2 separate regions of the Homo sapiens genome follow, and region 1 is linked to region 2. A link is a loop called in an ENCODE intact Hi-C map of the cell type or tissue named here. Cell type or tissue: dorsolateral prefrontal cortex. All regions are shown on one strand. Each heading gives the region's core, and the rest is flanking DNA. Links, peaks and the distances in the headings are about the cores only.

The links. A loop is a pair of places that touch in the nucleus more often than their neighbours do. Peaks named below come from ENCODE experiments on the same cell type or tissue, not always from the same donor. Only the 100,000 strongest peaks of a DNase experiment are listed, where the experiment ranks them.
Region 1: it touches region 2 in a loop (7-fold over the local background); 2 of 110 quality-filtered maps call a loop at or near these places.

The regions. Positions count from the first base shown.
Region 1 is chr20:31,653,804-31,663,058 of GRCh38, reverse strand. No RefSeq gene overlaps it. Among named protein-coding and RNA genes, the nearest start is that of BCL2L1-AS1, 17 kb to the left of the region's middle. RefSeq lists a silencer at 1,217-1,406 and an enhancer at 984-1,711. In dorsolateral prefrontal cortex, for the core only: CTCF peaks have their summits at 1,134 and 1,335 (motif pointing left); DNase peaks (open chromatin) are centred at 728 and 1,318; H3K4me3 peaks cover 1,052 bases; H3K27ac peaks cover 1,357 bases.
Region 2 is chr20:31,947,369-31,956,623 of GRCh38, reverse strand. It overlaps PDRG1 (p53 and DNA damage regulated 1), which reads left to right and starts at 4,578. Exons shown (of 5, transcript NM_030815.3): 1 at 4,578-4,749; 2 at 6,237-6,312; 3 at 7,742-7,816. The coding sequence starts at 4,663. In dorsolateral prefrontal cortex, for the core only: a CTCF peak has its summit at 4,472 (motif pointing right); DNase peaks (open chromatin) are centred at 4,533 and 4,960; H3K4me3 peaks cover 2,359 bases; H3K27ac peaks cover 594 bases.

The sequences.
Region 1 (9,255 bases), core at 682-8,681, 290 kb after region 2:
TGTATATATATATATATATTTCTGTGTTTTATGAGTTGCTTTGGGGAGAGGAGTTCTAGTTTCTATGACCCACCTTGGGGAAGAGGAATGAATGCTAGTTTCTGTTACTTGCTTCAGGGGAGAAAGAGAAATGGGAGACAGCAAGGCAGGAGAAAGTCAGAGATCTTGTTTCTGAGGCCTTTCAGCCTCCTTTAGTTCAAAGTATTCGGTATGCCAAAGTGCCATACTTTGGGGTATTGTTTTCTAAGCCCCAGTAAGGGCAAAGGAGGAAAAAGCAACGACCATGAGGAAGCGGTTTGGTCTTCTACCAAGACATGAAGGACTTAGTAGAGAAGGAGGTAAGAAGGGGTCAGACTTCAGATTTTTAAGGCACATCCCACAGGATTTCAGATGGAGTAGAGATAGCTTCAGAGAGACTCAAGGATGACAGATTTTTAGAATAGTGATGCCATTATAGATACAAAAATGAAGTGCATGTTTGAAGCCAGTGCAACCCAAGAGACTCATAGTAAGTGCGATCTGAGCTCGTCTGGGAATCAGGAGTCAGGGAGGGCTCCCTGGAGGAATTGACATGAGAGCCAGGGCCTGAAGAGTGCATCACGGTTAACTTAAAATTAAGTGGGGAGGCAGGAGAGTGGGCCTGGGGAAGAAGCAGTAAATGCACCAGATGAGCAGGCATTGTCTTCAGGCTGAAAAGCTGGTGTGTCCAGAGCTAAGAGAGAGGGCGCTGCTGGGTTTAAGATGATGACAGAGGGTGGGGTGAGAGGACTGAACTTGATCCTGAGGGCAGTGACAGCCAGAGAAAGGTGGTAAGTTAGGGAGTGATACAGCCCGAGAGCCCCCAAAACTCTGGCTGATGGGTGGAGAAGGTTCCGGAGGGGAAGCAGAGTGGAAACAAGGAGATCAGTGAGGAAGCCATGGTTTCATGAATGCTCCGGTTTTGAGGATGGACAGCCAGATTTGTGTCCCGGGTCGTCATTTCTCGAGCCGTGGCTTCCAGTGAGTGAGTTACCTACTCTCTCTGTGCCCCAGCTTTCCCCTCTACAAAATGGGTGTGATGGGCAATTGAATGAGATAACCTAGAAGCAGTGGAGGAGGACTGGATGTTGAGGGTGACCGCGGGGATGGACTCGGCATTCCCCCGGGCTCTCCAGGAGAAGAGAGGAGGTGCTGCACTCTCGGAGTCCCGCGTGGCCGCGTCCAGCGGTCCAGGAGGGGTCTGGGAAAAGCGGTCAGGAGCTCCAGCTGGAGGGCAGGCCTGGAGGTGGGACATGCCCCAGGCGCCCCGCCCCGCCCCGCCCCGCCCGCTTTTCGGAGTGGGCTTCACTGCCCCCTGGTGGCCACAGGATGCGACCTGAGAGCCAGCCCCAGCTCAAGCTGCTCCCGCTCAGTGCACACGACCTCTCTCGCCGGGGGGCCACTTTCCCCAATGTCCTCCATCCTCTACCCTACTCACCAGAAAAACAGCTACACTTCCAACCCTTAGGTACTGGATTCAGAGCTTGTATGGGCTCTCTGGAGCTTAGAATCGCCATCTTGTTTGGTTCAAGACCAAAGCCTCCAGCCTCCCACTCACGCCTTCCCCCACGATGTGTCCTCAGCTCCTGCCCCTAGCCATAGCCGTTCAAGTCCCTTCCTCACATTCTCCATGTGCTTCCAGAAATGTCTTCACTCGCTCTTTTATTTATTTATTTATTTATTTTTTATTTTTTGAGAGAGGGTCTCACTCTGTTGCCCAGGCTGGAGTGCAGTGGCCTGATCATAGCTCACTGCAGCCTCGACTTCCTGGGCTCAGGTGATCCTCCCACCTCAGCCTCCCACTGTGACTACAGGAGCACGCCACCATACCCGGCTAATTTTTTTGTATTTTTGCAGAGACAGGGTTTTGCCATGTTGCCCAGGCTGGTCTCGAACTCCTGGTCTCAAGCCATCACTTGGCCCCGGCCTCCCAAAGTGCTGGGATTACAGGCGTGAGCCACTGTGCCCAGCCCAGAAACATTTTTTCACATATTGGCACAGATATATATTTTGATCCTCCACTAATTTTTTACACAAATAGTAACATACTAAACACACTTTCCCTTGCTTTTTCCACCTGCATACTGTATCTTGTAGAGGTTTTTTTTTTTCTTTGAGACAGAGTCTCCTTCTGTCGCCCAAGCCGAAAGTGCAGTGGCATGATCTCGGCTCACTGCAACCTCCACCTTCCCGGTTCGAGAATTGCAATCTCCACCTTCTGGGTACAAGCAATTCTCCTATCTCAGCCTCCCAAGTAGCTGTGACTACAGGCGCACAACACCACGCCCAGCTAATTTTTGTGTTTACCCGACCTCAGGTGATCCATCCACCTTGGCCTCCCAAAGTGCTGGGATTACAGGCTTGAGCCACCTAGCCCAGCCTTGTAGAAGTTTCCATATTCACACATGAATCCCCATGTACTCACCAGGCAGTTTCAACAATTACCAACTGATGTCAACTTTATTCTTTTTTTCTAGCTGTGTGGTATTCCACAAGTTTTTAACCAGACCGCTCAGTGATTCCCAACTTTATATATTGCCATGGAACATGCTTGGAATTGCACAAAGGGAAAGCTGGAGGGGGTTTGGGACTCTCTATGTGGTTCTTGGTGAAAAACTCATTCAATTTCCATATATTACATATTTATGATGAAAGAAATGAAATATATTTCATAGAGAAAATATGAAGTTTTATCTTTGATTAAAACATCTAAATACATAAAATATTTTAAAATTTTTTCTTTAAAAACTTGACTTTGGTCCTGTAAATGCAACTTTTTATATGAGGTTTTATTATTGAAATGGCTCGGCCGGGCACGGTAGCTCACGCCTGTAATCCCAGCACTTTGGGAGGCTGAGGTTGGCGGATCATGAGGTCAGGAGTTCGAGACCAGAGCCTGGCCAGCATGGTGAAACCCCATCTCTACTGAAAAAAAAAAAAACAGAAAAAATTAGCCAGGAATGGTGGCGTGGTGGCGTGTGCCTGTAATCCCAGCTACTCTGGAGGCTGAGGCAGGAGAATTGCTTGAACCCAGGAGGCGGAGGTTGCAGTGAGCCGAGGTTGTGTCACTGCACTCCAGCCTGGGTGACAGAGCGCAACTCCGTCTCAAAAAAAAAAAAAAAAAAAAAAAGAGAAAGAAAGAAAGAAATGGCTCACGCAGGGCTCAGCATGGTGGCTTATGCCTGTAATCCCAGCACTTTGGGATGCCGAGGTGGGAGGATCGCTTGGGCCCAGGAGTTGGAGACCAACCTGGCAACATGGTGAGATCACTTGAACCCGGGTGAAACCCCATCTCTACTAAAAATACAAAAATTAGCTGGGCGTGGTGGCCCACATCTGTAGTCCCAGCTACTCGAGAGGCTGAGGCAGGAGAAATGCTTGAAACAGGGAAGCAGAGGTTGCAGTGAGCTGAGATTGTGCCACTGCACTCCAGCCTGGGCCACAGAGCAAGACTCTATCTCAAAAAAAAAAAAAAAAAAAAAAAAAAACAGAAAAAAGGAGACATTATAATCTCAAGTAGGAAATAAGAGAAAAATGTAAGCCATTCCAAAGCTTACTATTGAAATTATATTTAAACATTCTAATAGCTCTTCCTTTCTATAACTGACAAATTAATGTCAATATTTCTTGTATTCAGTTGGATTTGAAATCAATCCAAATGTACGTTTTCATTTTGAATATTTTAAAATAATGAGTTCAGAAAACAGGAAAAGATATAAATCTTTTAAACTCTTCTTTCTTTCTTTACCATTATAACTGTTATTAAAACTGGGCAAGGCTGCCGGGTGCAGTGGCTCACGCCTGTAATCCCAGCACTTTGGGAGGCCAAAACAGGTGGATCACGAGGTCAGGGGATCAAGACCATCCTGGCTAACACGGTGAAACCCCGTCTCTACTAAAAATACAAAAAAATTAGCTGGGCGTGGTGGCGGGCGCCTGTAGTCCCAGCTACTCGGGAGGCTGAGGCAGGAGAATGGCATGAACCTGGGAGGCAGAGCTTGCAGTGAGCCGAGATCGTGCCACTGCACTCCAGCCTGGGTTACAGAGGGAGACTCCATCTCAAAAAACAAAACAAAACAAAACAAAAAAAACTGGGCAAGGCTGTACAGCACCAAGGAAGAGAGAGGAAGGAAGGAAAGAAGGGAGAGAGTGAGGGAAACACAGAAGGAAAGAAGGAAGAAAGGAAGGAAAAGAAAGGGAATTATTGGTCACTATTACTTATGAACATGTATGCCAAAGTTATAATATTAATAAACCAAACCTAATATTAACAAACAACATAATATTAAAAGAATAATATATCACAACCTGTAGGGTTTATTCCAGGTAAACAAGATTGACTACATATAGGAATTTTTTCTTTTTGCTTTCTTTTTTTTTTTTGAGACGGAGTCTCACTCTGTAGCCCAGGCTGGAGTGCAGTAGCGCCATCTTGGCTCACTGCAACCTCTGCCTCCAAAGTTCAAGTGATTCTCCTGCCTCAGCCTCCCAAGTAGCTGGAATTACAGGCATGCACCACCATGCCAGGCTAATTTTTGTATTTTTAATAGAGACAGGGTTTCACCATGTTTGCCAGGCTGGTCTTGGACTCTTGACCTCAAGTGATCCGCCTGCCTTGGCCTCCCAAAGTGCTGGAATTACAGACGTGAGCCACCGCACCCAGCCAAGAAATTTATCTATGTAATTTATTGTATTGAAAAATTAACAAAGAAAATGCTTATGATTATTTCAGGAGATATGAAAATAGTATTTTGTAAAATTCAACACCTGTTCATTTTTTTCTTTTTTTTTGAGATGGAGTCTCGCTCTGTTGCCCAGGCTGGAGTGCAGTGGTGCCATCTTGACTCGCCACAGTCTCCACGTCCCAAGTTCAAGTGATTCTCCTGACTCAGCCTCCTGAGTAGCTGGGATTACAGATGCCCGCCACCACGTCCAGCTAATTTTTGTATTTTTAGTAGCAACGGGGTTTCGCTATGTTAGCGAGGCTGGTCTCGAACTCCTGACCTCCGGTGATCTGCCTGCCTCGGCCTCCCAAAGTGCTGGGGTTACAGGCATGAGCCACGGTGCCCAGCTAACACCTGTTCATGATTTATTAAATTTAAAAAAAAAAAGCTTTTTAGCCAGCTTTCACTTCTTTATAGTCTTCTGGGTCTATAGAAGTTTAAGATAATAATTTTGTGTATTGCTTGTGCAATGTTTTTTTTTTTTAAATAGAGACAGGGTTTCCTTATGTTGCCCAGGCTGGTCTGGAACTCCTGGGCTCAAATGATCCTCCTGCCTCAACCCCCCAAAGTTTAGGGATTACAGATGTGAACCACTGTGCCTGGTTCACTTGTGCAATTTTTAAAAATTGACAAATCACGCAGAAAAACCAGCAACTTATGTCATGATCAAATTTATTACATAGGCCAGGTGTGGTGGCTCACACCTGTAATTCCAGCAGTTTGGGAGGCTGAGGTGGGCAGATTGTTTGAACCCAGGAGTTCCAGACCAGCCTGGGCAACATGGCAAAACCCCGTCTTTACAAAAAAATACAAAAATTAGCTGGGCATGGTGGCACGTGCCTGTATTCCCAGCTAATAGGGAGCCTGAGGTGAGATAATCGCTTGAGACCAGAAGGTTGAGGCTGCAGTGAGCTGTGATCACATCACTGAACTCCAGCCTGGATGACAGAGCAAGACCCTGACTCAGAAAATAAAATAAAATCGACTGGCCGCGGTGGCTCTCGCCTGTAATTCCAGACTTTGACAGGCTGAGGCGGGCAGATCACTTGAGGTCAGGAGTTTGAGACCAGCCTGGCCAACATGGTGAAATCCCATTTCTACTAAAAATACAAAAAAAAATTAGCTAGGTGTGGTGGCGCGCACCTGTAATCCCAGCTACTCTGGAGGCTGAGGCAGGAGAATCGCTTGAACCCAGGAGGTGGAAGTTGCAGTGACCTAAGATCACGCCATTGCACCCCAGCCTGGGTGACAGAGCTAGAGGCTGTCTCAAAAAAAAACAAAAAACAAAAAAAAAAAACACACACACACACACAAAGTACAATAAAATAATGTATTACATAATGCCCAGCTTTCTATTTTTCTATCTCTACCATCATAGCCTTTGTCATGAGGCAAAAATAACAAGAACTATTTCTTACTATATAGAAAATAATAGAAATGGGCCATGCGTGGTGGCTCGTGCCTGTAATCCCAGCACTTTGGGAAGCCAAGGCGGGCAGATCACCCGAGGTCAGGAGTTCAAGACCAGCCTGGCCAACATGGCAACATGGTGAAACCCCATCTCTACTAAAAATACAAAAAAATTAGCTGGGCATGGTGGTGGGTATCTGTAATCCCAGCTACTCGGGAGGCTGAGGCAGGAGAATCACTTGAACCCAGGAGGCAGAGGTTGCAGTGAGCCGAGATTGCGCCATTGCACTCCAGCCTGAGCAACAATAGCAAAACTCCGTCTCAAAAAAAAAAAAGGAAAGAAAGAAAAAGAAAATAATAGAAATGGCTGGGCATAGCCAAGTGCGGTGGCTCACGCCTGTAATCCCAGTACTTTGGGAGGCAGAGGTGGGCAAATCACCTGAGGTCAGGAGTTCGAGACCAGCCTGACCAACATGGAGAAACCCCGTCTCTACTAAAAACACAAAATTAGCCAGGCGTGGTGGTGCATGCCTGTAATCCCAGCTACTCGGGAGGCTGAGGCAGGAGGATCGCTTGAACCCAGGAGGCAAAAGTTGCAGTGAGCAAAGATCACACCATTGCACTCCAGCCTGGGCAACAAGAGCAAAACTCCATCTCGAAAAAAATAAAATAAATAAATAAAAATCAAAGAAGACCTACATTTATATAGATCATATATGTTCATTTCTTTCTTTCTTTTTTTTTGAGACAGAGTCTCGCTCTGCCGCCCAGGCTAGAGTGCAGTGGTGCATCCTGGCTCACTGCAACCTCTGTCCCCTGGGTTCAAGTGATTCTCCTGCCTCAGCCTCCCGAGTAGCTGGGACTACAGGTGCCTGCCACCATGCCCAGCTAAATTTGTATTTTTACTAGAGACAGGGTTTCACCATGTTGGCCAGGCTGGTCTCGAACTCCTGACCTCAGGCGATTCGCCAGCCTTGGCCTACCAAGTGCTAGTATTACAGGCGTGAGCCACTGCGCCTGGCCTGATTTTTAATTAATATGCACAAACTCACATGAGAATTCTGACCATGTTGAGTATTCTCTCCTGAATTATTTAAGCCATCTCATTTCAATAAATTCACATATAAATAATTAGTTTTAATAATTTCATTATAGAGAGTCTTGTGAATTCTTGAAGTTCTTAAATGAAATTTAAATGGCCATATTACGAACTGTTAACAAGTCAATGTTAAAATTTGAGGAACTCATTTTTAAAATACTAAGATACCAAGAATGTGGACATAAAGCAAGAAAAAGTTTTTCTGAATATGAAATAGAAAATAATATAAACATAACATAGTGGCCTGGCCAACGAGATGGTTTGTAAATTTGTTGCTGAATAGGAAATGACCAGTACCCACGTCAACAAGTGCCCACGTCAGGCTCTAATTGCACTGATGTAAAAAACAAGCCAGGCATGGTGGCTCATGCCTGTAATCCCAGCACTTTGGGAGGCCAAGGTGGGCGGATCACCTGAGGTGAGGAGTTCCAGACCAGCCTGGCCAACATGGTGAAACCCCGTCTCTGGTAAAAATACAAAAATTAGCTGGGCGTGGTGGCAGGTGCCTGTAGTCCCAGCTACTCAGGAGGCTGAGGCAGGAGAATCACTTGAACCCAGGAGGTGGAGGTTGCAGTGAGCCAAGATCACACCATTGCACTCCAGCCTGGGCAACAAGAGCAAAAACTCCATCTCGAAACAAACAAACAAACAAAAAGCTGGACGTGGTGGCTTATGCCTATAATCCCACTTTGGGAGACTGACGCAGGAGGATTGCTTCAGCCCAGGAGTTTGAGACCAGCCTGGGCAACATACCAAGACTCCATCCCTACAAAAAAAAAAACTTAAAAAACAAACAAACCTCCCCCAGAAATAACTGCTATGATTGCACTGTAAAAATAATAATAATAAATTAAAATAATGATAGGGCTGTAGTTTACAAACCATTTATGAAGTGGAACATCCCTCCGCAGCTGTTTGGCTGTCCCCAAAAGGGTATATCAATCTTACCTGAACTTTGTGCCAAGCTCTCTGGGCACCTGGAAAACAAACTGTAGAGGGTAGGTGGATGGCCATTCTCCACAGCTGACCACTACAGTAGAGGTCCAGAAACGAAGAGGCCAACCGTGGCCAAGCTCAGCTCATGCTGGTGGAGCAGCAGGGGACCAGAGAAAGGATAGTGTAATGGTTTGGAGCAGGACCCTGAAACGAGACTGCCCAGGGGAGGCAGGTGCCCTTGGACAAGTGACGTAACCTCTCTGTTCCTGAGTTTTTTGCCTAAAAAATAGGGGTGCTAATCATACCTACTTCATGAGGTAGTTACACAGGTTTAATGCTCGTAAAGTGCTTAAGGATGGTATCTGGCACTGTAAGTACTATTTTTTTTTTTTTTTTTTTTTGAGACGGAGTCTCTCTGTCGTTCAGGCTGGAGTGCAGTGGTGCCATCTCGGCTCACTGCAAGCTCCGCCTCCCGGATTCATGCCATTCTCCTGCCTCAGCCTCCCACAGAGCTGGGACTACAGGTGCCCGCCACCTTGCCCGGCTAATTTTTTTGTATTTTTTAGTAGAGACGGGGTTTAACCGTGTTAGCCAGGATGGTCTCGATCTCCTGACCTTGTGATCCGCCCACCTTGGCCTCCCAAAGTGCTGGGATTACAGGTGTGAGCCACCGTGCCCGGCTGTAAGTACTATTTTTTATAGTAACTACTATAAATTGTATCAGACTGTGCTGCCAAACCACCACCAAGCTCTGCCTTAGTGTAGATTTCCCCCAAAAGCAAAGCCTAGAATAAAGATTCAGGGGCAAATGATTTAAGTGGGGAAGTGACACAAGGAAGGACAGGCAGCCAATATAGGGTGTAATAATGAGTAAGCTGCCACTCCAGGCAATGGGGCTCCTCCACCAGGGCATCCTTTGAAAAACCCGTGGAACACTGCTCAAAATTCTATCACTGAGGGAAAAGAACACCAAGGTGTTTATCCACCAACTCATCCCTCATTGGCTGAGGAGGGCTGCTTCAGGACTTTCTCCTTGACGTTTGGCATTTCCTGCCTGCCCCATGCTTG
Region 2 (9,255 bases), core at 407-8,406:
CACCTCCCCAAGCCCCCATTTTCACCCTCCTGTCCGCTCAACACATACACACGTATCTCAGAGGAATGCACTGCACTTGCCCCTCTTCACCCATCCTATCACCAGAGCCACAGGGGCTTTCACAAGGTAAACCCAATCATATCTGTGCCTGCTCAGCACCCTCCAGCAGCTTCCCAGCATATGAGAACAAACCCAATCCCCGTACTTTAGTGGATAAGGCATGATCCCAGCCCTCACCTTTAAGAATCTGGCCTCAGAGAGAATCTGCCTTAAGTAGAATTCTGACTCTGCTCATTAATTCATTCATTCAAAATTGTTTATCAAGCACCTACTGTGGGAGCCAGGCACTGTTCTAGACATTTGAGAGACATCAGTGAAGAAATGAATGAAAGATTCCTGCCCTCAAGGAGCCTCTCTTCTAGCAGAGGGAGATGAACAATAACCATAAGTAAATTATAAGGCATGCTGGGAGGTGACAAAAGTTATGATGAAAAGAAAGAAAAAGAAAAACTAGAGCAGAGGAAGTTGATCAGGAGTAGCAGGAGGGGCAGAAGTTGCATTTTAAACATGGTGGTCAGGGCAGGCTCCATTGAAAAGGTGCCATTTAAGAAAAGACTGGGCCAGACGTGGTGACTCATGCCTGTATTCTCAGCACTTCGGAAGGCCGAGGCAAGCAAATTACCTGAGGTCAGGAGTTTGAGACCAGCCTGGCCAATGTGGTGAGACCCCTGTCTTTACTAAAAAAATACAACAATTAGCTGAGCATGGTGGCACACACCTGTAATCCAAGCTATTCAGGAGGCTGAGGCAGGAGAATCACTTGAACCCAGGAGGTGGAGGTTGCAGTGAGCCAAGATTGTGCCACTGCACTCCAGCCTGGGTAACAGAGTGAGACTCCATCTTAAAAAAAAAAAAAAAAAAAGCTGGTAGATGGTGAGGGAAGGAACCATGTAGACATCAGGGAAAAGTGCAGGCAGAGGCAGCAGCCAGTGGAAAGACCCTGAGGCAGGACCACGCCTGGCTTGTGTGAGCAGCAGCAGGGAGGTGGGTGATGACCCAGAGAGGGGGACACTTTTCCAGTGAACAAGACAGACAAGGTCTCTGCCCTGGGGAGCTCATGATTACAAAGCAAGGTGTTTAGAGAACAAAGATGGTATGGGAAGTACAGAGACAAGGGAAGTCCAAAAAACTGTGGGGGCCCAGAGAGGACTCTTGACCCTCAGGAGGAGGTAACCCCAAGCTGAGCAGTGGGGGATATGGAATAGTGACACGTGAATAAAGGCATGGGAGAAAATTAATCCAGAACGATGGGGGAGTATGTGCAAAGGCCCTGAGAATCCCACCACTGGTCACCACCCCCACTGCTATCTCTTGGTGCAGTGGCCACCCTCTCCTGCCTAGATGATTATAGCAGCCTCCTCTTGGGTCTCTCACAGAGGGGCAAAGAAGCTAGAGTATACAGTCACTAACGACTCTCTTTTCTTGGTAGGAGTTCACACTCGTGGATATTAATTCACTGCATTCCCCTCTCAACCTGCATCCATGAGCAGAGAGAAGCAGGAAGCCACAGGCATACACAGCAGTGTCTGCAGGTGACCTCTGGGGAGGCCCTAGTGGATTTTGGGTGGGGCACTGCCAGCACCTTCCACAGCCCTGTGTGCTCAATGTCTCCTTCTCCTCTCTGTCCTACCCTCTCCCCCTCACTAATTCTATTCAAATACACTGGCTGTTCCCTCTGCCTGGAATGCTCTTCCCCTAGATATCCACAAGGCTCACCCCCTCATCTCCTCCACACTTCTGTTCAAATGCCATCTCCTCAAAGACACCCTCTCTGACCAGCTTATCTCAAATAGCCCCTCCATTATTCCACCTCCACCTTGTCCTGTGCTATCTTTTCTTTTCTTATCTTTTCTTTTCTCCTTCCTTCCTTCCCTCCTTTCTTCCTTCCTTCCTTCCTTCCTTCCTTTCTTTCTTTCTTTCCTTCTTTCTTTCTTTTTCTTTCTTTCTCTCTTTCTTTTCTTTTCTTTTTTAGAGAAAGGGTCTCACTCTGTCACCCAGGCTGGGTTACAGTGGCACGATTGTAGCTCACTGCAGCCTTGAACTCCTGTGCTCAAGTGATCCTCCCACCTCAGCCTCCTGAGTAGCTGAGACAACAGCCGCACACCACTACATCTGGCTAACTTTTTAATTTTTATTTTTTTGGTAGAGATGGGGGTCTTGCTATGTTTCCCAGGCTGGTCTCGAACTCCTGGGTTCAAGTGATTCTCCACTTTGGCCTCCCAAAGTATTGGGATTACAGGTGTGAGCCCCCACATCAAGCCGCTATTTTTTTGGTAGCACTTTTTACCACCTGACATATGATATATTTACTTGTTTTATGTTGATTGTTTCTCTCACCAGACTGGGAGATTCCTGAGAGCAGGGACCATGTCCAGTTTTGCTCATGGCAGAATCCCTATCACAGGGCCTGGGAAGTCAATACATAATTGTGAAATAAATGGCTCTGAAATTGAAATGCTCTCCGAGAGTCTTTCTGGGTCTGACCATTTCAAAGTCTTGGAAATGACTATGATTCCCCTCCCCAACATTTCCAGTGGCCAGGGGTGGCCTCTAAAGGCCAGTTACCGCCAAGAAGCTGCTAATGTGGGAGCCTCCCTCAGCCTCTCCCCATCCAGGCCCATGTGGTAGGGGTCAAGGGTCAACCTGGTCCAGCCCTCTGTGGGTCCCAAGGTGGAGGAGACGCAGTGCTGGGGTCCAGGCCGAGGGATGCCTGGTGAGCCCCATTTCTGCTTTGGCAAACATCCCCCTTTCCTTCTCAGGGCCTGTGCCTGCATTTCTGAACCAGAAGGTGTTTATACAAAACATCCTGGGTTTGGCGACAAATTCACCCTCAGTGAGGAATCCTTAATGAATCTCCCTCCTTCCCCACACCAGGTGGCTGAAGGAAAAATTAGCTCTGCCTCTGGTAGTTGAAGGCAGCCAATGGCTAGGCAACATAGAGGTGCTGCTGGGGCTTCTGGGGCCACAATTTTTGGGGAGGGTTTTTTCAGGGTCCGGAAATGGCATGGACACCAGGCACTCCTGGCTTGCTGTGTGATGAGGCACTGCCTTTCTCCTGGCCTCAGTCTGCAGCTGTGAAATGGGGCAGTAATAATCCCATCCATACAAAGGTTGCTTTGACACTCAAGTAAGGCAAGGGGTGTGAAGGGGCTTGGTTACAAGAGGTCAAAAGGAGAGAATAAAACGCTGGAATCAGGGAGGCGAGACATCAGAGTGATAATATCGGTTCTGCTCTTTAGACTTTCAAAGTCCTTTCCCAGCGCCTTTTACAGCCATGTGGGCTCAATGCCTCCTTCCCTCTGACCTCCTGCCTGCTTCCCCCCCGCCCATTCTGTTCCACATACGCTGGCTGTTCCCTCTGCCTGGAACACTCTTCTCCTAGGCATCCACATGGCTCACCCCTCACCTTCTTTTCAAAGCCTTGCCTCTCTCTGAGGTTTGTTTTTTCCAGCTATCCAATGAGGAGTTTGGGCGTGAAGACCTCGTGGGAACCCTCTGGTTCTGATGGTAACCATTTTCCACCTGCCTGCCTTCTCTGGGAAGTCCTCCCAATCCTACCACCCACACCCACCTGCTTTTCTGAGCTAGCACTTCATTGCTTACTGCCCATAGTTTTCAAGTCCCTTCCTTATGTATAGGCCAGCTACTCTGGACATTGGGCCCAACACAGGGGCTCAAGTGAACTCTGGTTAAACGGAATTAAAAGTGATTACTGCTTCCTTTGTTTTTTGAGACAGAGTCTCGTTTTGTCACCCGGGCTGGAGTGCAGTGGTGCCATCATAGCTCAGGGCAGCCTCGACTCCCCAGATGCAGGTGCTCCTCCCGCCTCAGCCTCCTGAGTAGCTGGGACCAACGGGCGCGCCCCCCCTCACCCAGCTAATTTTTTTTTTTTGTATTTTTAGTAGAAACGGAGGTTTTACTGTGTTGCCCAAGCTGGTCTCGAACTCCTGGGCTCAAGTGATCCCCCCGCTTTGGCCTTCCAAAGTACTGGGATTACAGGCATGAGCCACTGCGCCCAGCTGATTCCTGCTTCCTTCCGATCCTGTGGAGAGACACTGAGGCGGATTTTTATTCACCCCCTTTTTATAAATTAGAAACTGAAAGTGTCAGAGATTAAACATAAGTCACACTGCCACATGGGCCTTCTTGGTGTTTCTTAGCCAGGGGAAGAATAATATTTCCCAGATCCTAATCACTACCTGCCACGGTATATAATTGTTTTGCCATTAATTGTCGGTGTTTCCCACTAGGATGAAGTTCCATGAGGGCAGGGATTTTGTTGTGTTCACTGCTGCATCCTAAGCACATAAAACTGCTTGGCACATAATAAGTGCTCAAGAAGCATGAACCGAGGGAGTAACGGGTCAGAGGCAGCCCGAGGACTGAGCTCTCTGAGCCTGCAGAGGGCGCTCCAGCCCCGCCCCCAAAGCTAGGCCCCGCCTCTCGCAGCCGGCTGGCGCACTAGTGTTAGAGCCTGCGCACCACCGTTCTTTTAACTGCGCAGGCGCGCCGGAAGCACCTAGAGAGCGGCGCGTGCGCAGCGGGAGTCGAAGCGGAGATCCCGGGGTCGCGCGAGAGCCGCAAGCGGAGTTGGTGGGCGCTATGCTATCACCCGAGGCAGAGCGAGTGCTGCGGTACCTTGTAGAAGTGGAGGAGCTCGCCGAGGAGGTGCTGGCGGACAAGCGGCAGGTGAGAGGCCCCTCCGCGGCGCTGGGGCCTGGCGGCCGGCGCCGTGGGAAAGCGCGCGGGGTCGCAGTGAGTTGACCTGGACAGGCGGTTAACGGCTCCGAGGCGACAGACCTGGGCCGATAAATATTCGGCCGCTACTAAGTGAGCGCCTGCGCTATGCTGGACATTCCTCTCTCTTCATCCTTTCTCTGCCCCTTGCCATGCTCTGTGGATCTCGACCCATCATGCTCTGGGCCGTTTCCCTGAGCACCTGTTTCAAAATGCACTTCCCGGCCCCATGGTTGATCTAGGGGCACCGCCCTGTAAAGGCCCTCAGGGGAGAGCTGGAACCGAAAAGAAGCCTGAGGGGGCCTTGTGACCGGGCAGGGGTGGGGACGTGGGGGAAGGTGGCGCCCTGTTTATGGGGTGTCTTGTTTTAAGTGCCAAGTTTTTGAGGGGAGTTCCTGGGGGAAGGAGGGTGACGTAATTGGATTTAGGTTTTAAAAGGATCCCCCCTGGCTGCTGTGTGGAATACAGAATATAGGTGGGCAAGGGCGGAGGCAGGGAGATGGGTGAGGGGCCATTGGTATGGTCCAGACCAGAGATGGATTTGGACTAGGTAGTGGTGGTGGAGAGAAGTGAAGGGGTCAGAAATGTATTTTGGAGACAGACTCAGTAGGCCGTGGTAGTGGAGCCGGGGGAGTCGTGACTCCCTCTCATCTCCAGTTAGAAGGGTCAGGTATTTACTGAGAAGGGGAAAACTTGGGCAAGATCCTGTCAAATTAAGTACTGGATCAGGGTGTGCTGGATGAGAATAAGAGCAGTTAAAGTTTATCAGCTACTTACTATGTGCCAGGTACTGTGTTAAGTCATTTAATTGCTGGCTCAATAACCTGTAAGGTAGGTACTGTCCGTAGCTCCATTTTGAGGAGGAGTAAATAGGAAGGTGAAATTACACAGCTTGAGGCAGATAGCAGGATTCGAACCTGGGTATTCCAAATCCAGAACCAGCACTCGTGCAGTATACTGTACTACTGCGTCACTTCCTTAGTAGCTATTGTGTTGTTACCACTGTCTCAGTGCCCCCAATCCTGCTGTTCCAATCTAGTATTGTTGGGTTTCTCATATTACTAGTTCAGAATCAGCTGGAGAAGTTTGTCCAAAAATAAACATTAGGCCTGCTTAATCACAGTGTGTAGGGGAAGGGTTTCCACTCCCCTGGTGATTCTGATATGCCCTAAAGTTCGAGTGGATAATGCAGAATTTCCCATTTAGTCAGCACATGTTTTCTCAGCATCTTTTCTGGGGAGAGGGCAGCTGCACAAAGCATTGTCTTTAAGACCAGGAAGCTGAGTGAGAGAAGAAATACATTCACACATCAATCCATTTTAGGCAGGACGTTGAATGTAATCAGGAATAATGCATTGCCTCTGCAACCCTTGTCTGTCAAGAGGTGACAGCTTGGGGCAAGAGATAGCTGAGTTCCCTCCTGTCCCTGTGGTTTTCAGATTGTGGACCTGGACACTAAAAGGAATCAGAATCGAGAGGGCCTGAGGGCCCTGCAGAAGGATCTCAGCCTCTCTGGTAAGTTGAAATTTTCTCAGTGCAGCCCTGGAGGCCTGTTCCGTTTTCCTTTAAGGCCTTTACCTTGTTCCTGATAGAGATCAGGCAGGAGGTCACAGCTGTATAACTCAGCCTTGTGGGAAATTGAAACAGTCCGGGGAGATGGGGGAGCAAATTTTGCAGTTCTGGCACAGACTGTGGTTCAGGATTTTGCCTGCTCACTTCAGTGACAGGTCGTTAGCTCCTGGCTTATCAACGATGGCAGACACTGAGAGAGTGCCGGGGGTGTATAAAACTGATGGTTCCTGCCCTTGTGCTTTACAGATGAGGAAAACAACGTAAAATGCGTAATTGAAAATTGTAAGAAAGCCAGAGATGGAATTGGACTTGGGGTGGGTGTTGAGAATATATATCCAGAAGAATGGGACACTTTAGATGAGGCCAAGTGGCTGTGGCAGTGGAAGCAAATGGGGAGTAAGTATGGCTGGAGAGAGGGACAGAGACCAGGCCATAATGAAAGGTCTTGGGGGCTAAGGGAGGAAGTTTACATTTTGTTGAAAGTACACTAGAATGTGCAGAATCTTCCAGTTGCTTCTCATCTCACCTGAGTAAAATCCAGAGGTCCTACAAGACCGAGTAATCCAGCCCCCATGAATCCATGAGTGTGCCAATATCATCTCTACTCCCCCCACCCCCAACATGACTCCACCTACACTGGTCTCCTTGCTGTTCTTTTATTTATTCATTTATTTATTTATTTGGAGACAGAGCCTTGCTCTGTCACCCAGACTGGAGTGCAGTGGCATGATCTTGGCTCACTGCAACCTCTGTCTCCCAGGTTCAAGTGATTCTTGTGCCTCAGCCTCCTGAGTAGCTGAGATTACAGGCGTGTGCCACCACACCCAGCTAATTTTTGTATTTTTAATAGATACAGCGTTTCGCCATGTTGGCCAGGCCGGTCTCGAGGTCCTGGCCTCAAGTGATCCACCTGCCTCGGCCTCCCAAAGTGCTGGGATTACAGGCGTGAGCCACTGCGCCCGGCCCCTTGCTGTTCTGAACACCCCAAGCACACTACTGATCTTTGCTGTTCCTGTTGTTTCCTCTGTTTGGCTCACTCTTTCCCCAGATGTCTGCAGGGCTCACACTCTCACTTTCCTTAGGTCTCTGTGTAGATAGCATATAATCAGTAAGGCCTTCTCAGACTACCTGCTATGATTAACAAGGTCCTCCTCTGGCATTCCCTAGCCATCTTAGCCTGCTTTATTTTTCTCTACAACTCTTAAGGTCTGACAAATCATATCTTTATTCTCTCTCCTCCACTGTAACATAAGCTCCAAGAGGGCAGGAACTTTTTCTTGTTCTGCTCTGTTGTCTGTATCTAAAACAATGCCTGGCAGATAATAGGTACTCAAAAAAAAATTGTTGAAGGAATTACTATTTGCTCTTTCAGAAGATGTGATGGTTTGCTTCGGGAACATGTTTATCAAGATGCCTCACCCTGAGACAAAGGAAATGATTGAAAAAGGTAAGGCCTCCTGGGGATGGGTCAGGGGTGTGCTGCCTCTCCCACCAGCTTTGGTCTTAACCCAGAACAGGGAGTCAGGCTTCAGGCAGCGTAAGGAGAGGCAGTTCTGTCACAGGGTTCAGACTGCTGTGGGTTTTAATTCCACCTCTGCCACTGTGGGTTATTTCCTCATCTCTAAGAGGGGGATGCATCTGTGTAGCATAGCTGTGCAGTTGAGGTAAAACAATATGTGTGCCTAGCATAGTGCTTTCTTATTAGTGAGGAATCAGTTGGGCTGCAGATAACAAAACCCAACAAATTGAGGCTTAAGGAAATATGCTTCTTTTACTCTTGCATAAGAAATTGTCCAGAGGTGTGTACTCCAGTCCTGGCATAGATGCCCAGCAGTGGCACCTTAGCATATTCTCCTGGTTGTTGTTTCATCGTTGCAGGCCTCATGTCCTCATGCCAGGCTGGAGGAAAGACAGAAGGCTTTCGCCACATAGAGCTTTGCCTTCTATTTTGGAAGTAAGGCCATCTCCTCAGGGACTTCCTGCCAACATCTCATTGGCCAGAACTAAGTCACATGGTCACCCATAGCTGCAAGAGAGCCTGGGAGAGTGAGCTTTTCTTTTTTACATGCCCTGCAATAGAGACTGGGTTGAAAATGGAGGTTTGGGGAGATTAAACCTCTAGGGTCTGCCATAGCCTAGGCACTCAGTGTACTCAGTTTCCACAACCATAATCTGGAAGCTCTTTGGAAAAGCATCTTAAAGCAAGTCAGGCTGCAAATGGATTATTGGCTAGAAAAAGAACAGGCTACACATACTTTTTCTTCCATAACCTTGAAAATGGCCAAAAGGACAAGCAAGGTTGCCTCAGTCCCTGAAGACAGGATGTCTTCATACCTCATGAAATAAAACTTTTTTTTTTTTCCTTGAGACAGAGTCTTGCTCTGTCACCCAGGCTGGAGTGCAATGGTGCTATCTCGGCTCACTGCAACCTTTGCCTCCCAGGTTCAAGCAATTCTCCTGCCTCAGCCTCCTGATTAGCTGGAATTATAGGTGCATGCCATCATGCGTGGCTAATTTTTGTGTTTTTTTAGTAAAGACAGGGTTTTGCTATGTTGGCCAGGCTGGTCTAAGTGACCTCAGGTGATCCACCCACCTTGGCCTCCCACCAAAGTGCTGGGATTACAGGCGTGAGCCACTGCTCCTGGCCAGTGACATAAAACTACTAACAGGAAGCTATATCCAGCCTGGAGAAGTTTCCAGCTGTTGTGTTGAAAAAATACACTAATATTATGGTTATAAAATTAAACTGCACTTGGTGGTGGGCTGGAGGCTAAGCTTTCAGAGGGTCCCTTGCCTGGGTTCAGGATCTTGTTGGCCCTTTTGGCCCCCAAATGTCGTCTTGTCACTGTACCTAGAGGGGTTCTGAGACATTATCAGATTTCTTGG